3 separate regions of the Mus musculus genome follow, and all the other regions are linked to region 3. The links are chromatin loops, found by intact Hi-C in ENCODE. Cell type or tissue: heart. All regions are shown on one strand.

Region 1 (2,500 bases), 150 kb after region 3:
TGAAGAAATTAGACCTGTACTTATCTCTCTACACAACAATGAACACCCACTGGATTAAAAACCTCGATGTAAAAGCTGAAATTGGGAGAACACACAGGAAGCTATATACATATTACCAGGCATAGACATAGAAAAAGAATTTCTTACTAGGACCCCATTCACTAAAGAATGAAGGCCAGCAATTGGCAACTGGGACCTCATAAAACTAAAAAGCATCTGCATAACTAAGGAAACTTCAGTGTAATGAAGAAAACACCCACAGAGCAAGAAAGAATCTTTGTGAGCTATTTACCTCTCAGTCAAGAAATCAAATAATCCAGTTAAAATATGGGGAATGAGACTGAACAGGGAGTTTTCAAGAGAAGAAAAAAATTTTAAAAGTTAAGATTGCATGAGAGAAGGCAGAAAGATTGTAAGAGCCAGAGACCCAGAAAGTCTCCTATGAGATTGGGTCTCCTAGACATGACTCTATGTAAGACCTAAACAATGACAATGTCAGTAGGGATACTAGAAGATCTGAACAATAACAGTATCAATAGGCGTGCTAACACAGAAGGGAGAAGATTTCTCAGGGCTCTGCCTCGAAACAAAGAACTATAAACAAGTGATCACTCCTGAATTGGTTAGGCAATACATAGTGGTCTTCCCTGGAATCATATATACACAAGCAACAAAGATGGACTCAGACGATTGCACTTACATATTTGCACATCTATGTATATCTATTTATCTACTATCTACTTTTCAAAGAGGCCATCAATTTGGACAGAATGGGGAGGGACATGGGAAAGGTTGGAGGGAGGACAAAGCAGAGGGGAGGTGATGAAATTATAGTTCAATTAACAAATAAATTAAACAATGAAATAAAATGCAAAGGGAAGTATGGTCAGTGGTGGTATGGGTATGAAGCAAGCGCTGGCAATATGTCAAATAAAACTGAATTTCACTATTAACATCCCTAGTAAATCCAGAGAGTGAGTGGTTCCTAGTAAATGTTCACTTCAAGGAAGTTACGATTACCCCTCCCTCTACCAGGACCTCATTCCAGGGAGAGGTGTCAAAATTGATGTAGCTTTGAGTTGGCTCTGTGTGGTAGAGCTTGATATGCAGTGAATTAAACTTACCATCTGGCAACCTGGGGCTTCTGTTGTCTCAGATTGTGAAGCCAACGTGGGAACACATCCAAGAAGCAGAGTGCAGGGGACCTGGTGGGTACTAGAAAGCACTGGACACATTACACTCTTTCTTTTTTATTTATAATTGTTATCCTTTCTGAATCTGTGGATGTCACCTTCATTTCCGGACCTGACATATTTCACTGGAGGTTCTTTGGAGAGTTCGGACTCTAATAACAGAAGAATCCCCTGGCAAGTAATGATCTTGTGTTGTAAAACACTCTAACCCATCACATTCCAATGGAAACCTGCCCACGATAATGAATTCAGAAAGGACGAGGAACTGGAAAGTTGCCCTCTGACTCATGGCTCTGCTCCAGCCGTACTTAGGATAATAGATCCGGGCTGGGTCTCCCTTGGGAAAATGTGTATTTTGGGAAGGAAGATGCCTGAACAGCATATAGAGAGGTTTCCTGTGCTGCCACGAGCAATTTATGACTTAATGAGTTTATTTATAGGAACATTATAAGTCCGTTATCATTTCAGAAATCAATGAAGCAGTTTCCAAAGGAAGTCAGTGATTTGTGGCTATCAGCTAACACAAATTATTTATCACAGGGAAAAAGAATCCCTCCAGAAAAGAAAACTGGTAACTGAGCAACGTAACAGGAGATAAATCCTTCAGGAACATTGAATACAGTTTTGTAAGAATAAATGTTGCTTAAACAAAAGGCCATAGTGTGTCTACTGGTTAAACATCTTAAAAAGCTTTTAGAACTCTTCTTTTCTGATTGTGACTAGGACTTAATGCAGAGAGCTGCCATTCGCGAAGAACTCACTGCTACCCTGTGGATACCTGCTAACTACTCTATGTATGTTCTTTACCCCCTTCGATCTGATACCTCACAGAGGGTAAAAGGGCTCTGAGAGATGTGGTAAGTAATTATTAAAGAGATATAATGGCTTGCTCGAAACAGGGAATGATAAAAGGGGGATGATAAATGGAGTGATAAGTTCAAGTCTACCTTACTCTAAATCTATGTGTTTCCCCTCTTATACTAACACCACTGGTTCAAGTTATTTGATAATGTCTGAAACAGATGTGTTTGATCTGTTTCAGATCATTCATTTCACTCTACATTATAATATACAGCCAGATACACACATATCCAATTTACTTATCCATCCCTTCAAATATATGAGTCCGTTGTTCACCTATGGCAAACCCTTACTAAGCACATGGGACCTATGAATTAAAACTTAAAGCCTCTCATCTCAGCGACTTAACAGGGAGAAAAACCAGATAGCATTTATATTGCACATGTGCAACTATCAAAGAATGTACAAGATCATGAAACAGAATGGCAGCACAAATTCTCTAGGCC
Region 2 (2,500 bases), 150 kb after region 3:
CATTGTTTTTAAAGTGAACTTCCATTCTACCCACTGCCCTTCCTGCAATGGCTTCATTGCATTGTCCTGTTGTGTCCCATGTACCACTTGTTGTATGTACATAATTTCTCTACCATGTTTTTACTTTGCTGTTGGCCGTGTATCTGTTCTAAGACTTCAGGAACGTGAAGAACTTGGGAACCATGGTCAAGAGGTTTTCATAAGTACCCACAGCACTGTCACGTACTAGCTGTACAGTAATACAGTGATGAAGTCAATAAAGCAAACGCTGCTTTGTAAAGCTGTTAAGACTCCTACATTTATAGGGAAGATATTTTCAACCTGGCTTAATAATACTCTGTGTACAACCTTAAGAAAGTTTTACCTCCAAGTCAATGAGACTACTCAGTGGGTAATGGTGTTTGACAACAAGAAAGTTCCCTATACCCTCCCTCTGCCCTGCTCCTCTACCCACCCATTCCCACTTCTTGGCCCTGGCATTCTCCTGTACTGAGGCATATAAAGTTTGCTAGACCAAGGGGCCTCTCTTCCCAGTGATGGCCGACTAGGCCATCTTCTGATACATATGCAGCTAGAGACACGAGCTCTGGGGTACTGGTTAGTTCACACTGTTGTTCCTCCTATAGGGTTGCAGACCCCTTTATCTCCTTGGGTACTTTCTCTAGCTCCTCCATTGGGGGCCCTGTGTTTCATCCAATAGCTGACTGTGAGCATCCACTTCTGTGTTTGCCAGGCCCTGGCTTAGCCTCACAAGAGACAGCTATATCAGGGTCCTTTCAGCAAAATCTTGCTGGCGTATGCAATGGTGTCAGCGTTTGGAGGCTGATTAAGCTTTCATCTGTCTCAAGTTCTTCCTCCCAAACCAGAATCCTTTTCCCCGAGATGTTTTACAGTCACTCTGTAGAAACAATTGCAAAGAAGTGGGGCTATCCACAGCCCCCCTCTTCCTGGAAGAGCTTCCTGCTTCTCAAAGGTATGCTCTGTCTGATGCTACACTGCCACCTCCAGAGTTTACATCTTGTTCTTCCTGTTGATGATGCCTGCAGGACAGAAATACACACACACACACACACACACACACACACACACATCAGCGGAAGGAAACAGGGTTTGGAAAGACCTCCGTAATTTATGGAAAACCGTGCAGTTATTATTAGCTTTTATCTTTACCATCATATGAGGCTATTCCCATGGGGCAGTTTCTATCTGAGAATATAAACACCTCGGGATGTACCATACCTTCTAGACATGCCTCCAGATTTAACAGCTTTGTTTACCGTTTCCCTAGCTGTCTATCACTAAGGCGGATCTGTATCTCCCACATCTGACCGGACGTGCATCACCTACAAGGGAAGATGATTAGCTGCAACCATTGTGTCATGAAACCCATCCCCCATACAGCTTCTTCATACAATGAGGAAGACTGGGTTGGCAGAGAGGAAATACACACTTTTTTTCTTTTGAAAGCTTACAATATAAACCTTAGTACAGTGTACACAGCCAAGCCGCTATTTCCTTTCAGTACAAGCTAAACATAGATTCAATGCACCAAAAGAATGTGGGCAGCATAATTTTATGCATCTGTAAGATTGCTTTATCTCATAAGAAGGCGTTTAAACATCCCGCAATGGCTGAAGCCTATTAAATGCAGGCGTAACTGCCATTTCCAACGAACAGGTAACAAATCTCTTACTTCTTTTGTATGGTTTGACATGTTAGCATCGGATGACTAAAAATACATTCCCTCATTTCTTATGTTTGTATTTTAGCATTATACGAATTACCATCATAACACTCTTTGTATAATAATATATTAATGTTAAATAGGGACCCTTGTCTCAAAATATTTCAGAGCTGTTTACCACCTAACAAACAAATTAGATGCCCCTCTCTGCCATGTGTTCTACCTTGCCACTTTGCAAGCCCACAACTTTCTAATCACATGTCCCCATCTGCCCTGGGATGGCCTTAAAAGCAGAGAGGGCTGGAAGTTTGCTCAAGATGCTCACAGCTAGCCACAGCATGAAGAGTCCCCAGGAGCCCAACAGAGTAAGTTAAGTTCTGACTCCTGAGTCTGATCAAGAACCTGAAACACTGAGAGGAGATTGTCGTCTTCTCTGGGCGAGTCTTAAACTAATGAGTCACACAAGTCTGTAAGTATGTTATTTCTGCTAATGTTAAAGGGAAAAGAATTGTTTAACTCTTATAAGGAAGTCACTATTGTTAAATTAGGAAGTACATCATACTCAGGCCTTTAGCCTTTGAAACTCATGTGTTCTGTGTATAGGTTCGTCTTTTCCAGAATGTTGAGACATGCTGAGTTCTGTCCAAACTCCTGTGTTGCTTTTATCCCTCAGAGCATCTCACTGTCCACTGCCAGCCAGCCCTGTTTTACCCTTTCAGCAAGGACACGCACGGGGAAATTCTAGGCCTGACAGGATTTTAGGGGAAGGTATGTGGCCTCGTCACTTTTTTTCTCTTTCTTCTTTGGGTGGCAAGT
Region 3 (2,500 bases):
GACACATAGAGAAACCTAGTCTGTTTACCACTCATCATATCCAATCATCTCAGTGCATACCCAAACAGTAGTGGGCCTTGCACAAGTAGAAAACTGATAACTGCTTGATCTTTATATTAATGTAGCTCAATTAATTAATTCCTTAATTAAATGACTCATTTGGATTGTTCTGCTAGTTCTTTTTCATTTCTTTGGCCAGTTAGTTGATTTAAAAGCACAAATATAAAACCGATCATGCAACATGTACAAACTGTGGCTTTAAGTGTTATATATATTTAAACTGCCTTAGAAATCCCCTAATGCACTAATAGAAGAGGTTTAAACTTGCAAGTTGCATTAGAAAAAGCAAGACTGTGAAGCAAGTTGGTAATGAGGCCCACGGCAGGACCTTCATGTCCTCACTGGATGAACTAAATGACATATGATTGCTATTGTTTTTCCATGTCTGAACAAACTTTCTGTAAGCAGGTGTGACTGGGTTCCTGTGCACAGAACATTAATTCTTGATCACAAGGCCACATTCTCCATTGTCACAGCTCTCAGAGTATTTCATCACTCTGGCTGGCACATTCTGAATCTCTCACTTTGGGAAGTTTGCTAGCATTGATATCCTTATTCGGATAATAGTCGCCATGTACCTACAGTCTCTTTGGAAGAAAAGTCTATGTGGCCTTTCCAAATTGCCTAGCATTACATTCAATAAAGCAAGTTTTATCCCATAATAATTTTATGTAGGTAAATCAATCATCAAATAAGAAAGAAAATCTACTAATAGAAAAGAAAGGATTGCTCCCCTTTTTAAACACCCTTTTCTTTCCTGGCGTTTCTCTATGCTACAATTCTCCTCCTGCTCACTGGCTTCTGCAGCCCTGATTTTAGAGATACACTGTGTCAAGAGGTCCTAGATGTCAGGCACGCTACAAAGAAACAGATCAAGGGCTGTGCCAAGATATTTGACATTGTTTCCAAAGTATGTGATTATTTCAGCACAGTTAACAAAGTCGGCTTGCACTTCGCATCTACCCCTTCAGTGCTCATGGAAAACTACTTAAAGGCAGTGCCAAATTTATCTATATGCACTTTAGTCCCCATGGAAAAATCAGAGGTCATCATTGCAACTTTGTTCATGATACCGGCAGTCAGGGAGCAGAAGACGGAAGCTGTTATGAAACATCTGTATCCACACGGGTAGACAATTGCCAACCCCTGATCTGGGTTAGACAAAGGCCAGGGTGAGCAGGAAACAGGCTGCAGCAGTGACGCAAGGGAAGCTTGCTGGGGCTGCTCAACTCCCTTACTTAAGAGAGAACTGCAACACTGATGCCCAGGACAACAGAGCCCCTGTGTTTACTCTGACTCATACACAGTCCCCATGTTAATACTTTTCAGATTGTAGCTGTCTTTAATTAATAAGACGATCATTTGCTCTAATAGGATAAAGGTAGTGAAAGGCTGGTTAATACAAAACTCAAGGGAATGTGAACAAGGGAAGACAACAAAACCTTTATTGTTTCCTAGTTACCAGCGCATTTTCCCTTTACGAATTACTTCAGAGAGTATGATTTCAGATATATCATGGTGCCTCCTATCCAGTGCAAACGGGGAAGTACTACAACCAGGCTAATCTCTGGCCTTCCCTTCCCCAAATTCATTCCTTAGAATTACAATCTCAAATGAAAATGTTGGTATTGCCTGCATCACTGGCCTTTGTATCATAAGTATTATCGGGGAACCAAGGGTTGAGAAGGGGAGAAAAGTACAAGGAACAGGACCTGAAGAAATGAAGGCCAGTTAAGAGTGATGTTTTTAAGTCAATGACCATCCTTATAACCACAGAATAGTGCAGCTCTCAGCCGTCAATTCAGCCTTATACCTACAGAATCATGTAGCTGTCAGCCCTCTTTAAAGCAACTTCTTTTTGCAGCAGATGGTGACCATTACAGTGGGACCACCTAAGGTTCAGGGGGCAGCAAGATTGCAAGAGCCTGAGGACCAGGAGACAAGCTTTGAAATGGGGTATATTGGATATGACACAGTGCTTCACCCACAAAATCATAACACGGTGGCTGCCTAAGCATGACCTGCCCAATGGCACAAGTTGACATACCAACACAGACAGTGTAAATATCACAAGGCCTCACCCCTAAATGAGCTACAGACAATTAATTGCTACTAAGAGAGGGATTATCTGTCTTCTCTGGGAAAGAGCTTTGATGGATCATCCAATCCTACTTGGTTGCCCTTAAACAAATAATTCCTAGTGAGCAACACTAAATGGACTCAGCTGGCTGTACATACACACACACACACACACACACACACACACACACACACACACACACAGAGGCATATGTCACAAAAATAAAGAAGAGGCCAAGAGTTTCCATGGTCGTGGGAGGCCTGGGGTGAGCAGAGTCGAGAGCTCTGGGGATGGAAAGGATGTAAATACAGTATTCATGTCTTGATTTTCAATAAACTAAAAAAAAAAAAAAAAAAAAAA

What was found. Hi-C counts contacts between places; a loop is a spot of excess contacts. Peaks named below come from ENCODE experiments on the same cell type or tissue, not always from the same donor. Only the 100,000 strongest peaks of a DNase experiment are listed, where the experiment ranks them.
Region 1: a loop joins it to region 3, with 2.3 times the contacts of the local background. A loop is called at or near these places in 3 of 42 quality-filtered maps.
Region 2: it touches region 3 in a loop (2.6-fold over the local background); 3 of 42 quality-filtered maps call a loop at or near these places.

The regions. Positions count from the first base shown.
Region 1 is chr13:110,689,580-110,692,079 of GRCm38, forward strand. No RefSeq gene overlaps it. Among named protein-coding and RNA genes, the nearest start is that of Gm33172, 7.0 kb to the left of the region's middle. In heart, no CTCF peak of the experiment used is centred here; a DNase peak (open chromatin) is centred at 1,452; H3K27ac peaks cover 639 bases.
Region 2 is chr13:110,682,428-110,684,927 of GRCm38, forward strand. Gm33172 (a long non-coding RNA gene) reads left to right here and starts at 1,451. Exons shown (of 3, transcript XR_382906.3): 1 at 1,451-1,677; 2 at 2,358-2,452. In heart, no CTCF peak of the experiment used is centred here; a DNase peak (open chromatin) is centred at 1,334.
Region 3 is chr13:110,537,107-110,539,606 of GRCm38, forward strand. No RefSeq gene overlaps it. Among named protein-coding and RNA genes, the nearest start is that of Gm32990, 30 kb to the right of the region's middle. In heart, no CTCF peak of the experiment used is centred here; a DNase peak (open chromatin) is centred at 1,235; H3K27ac peaks cover 2,160 bases.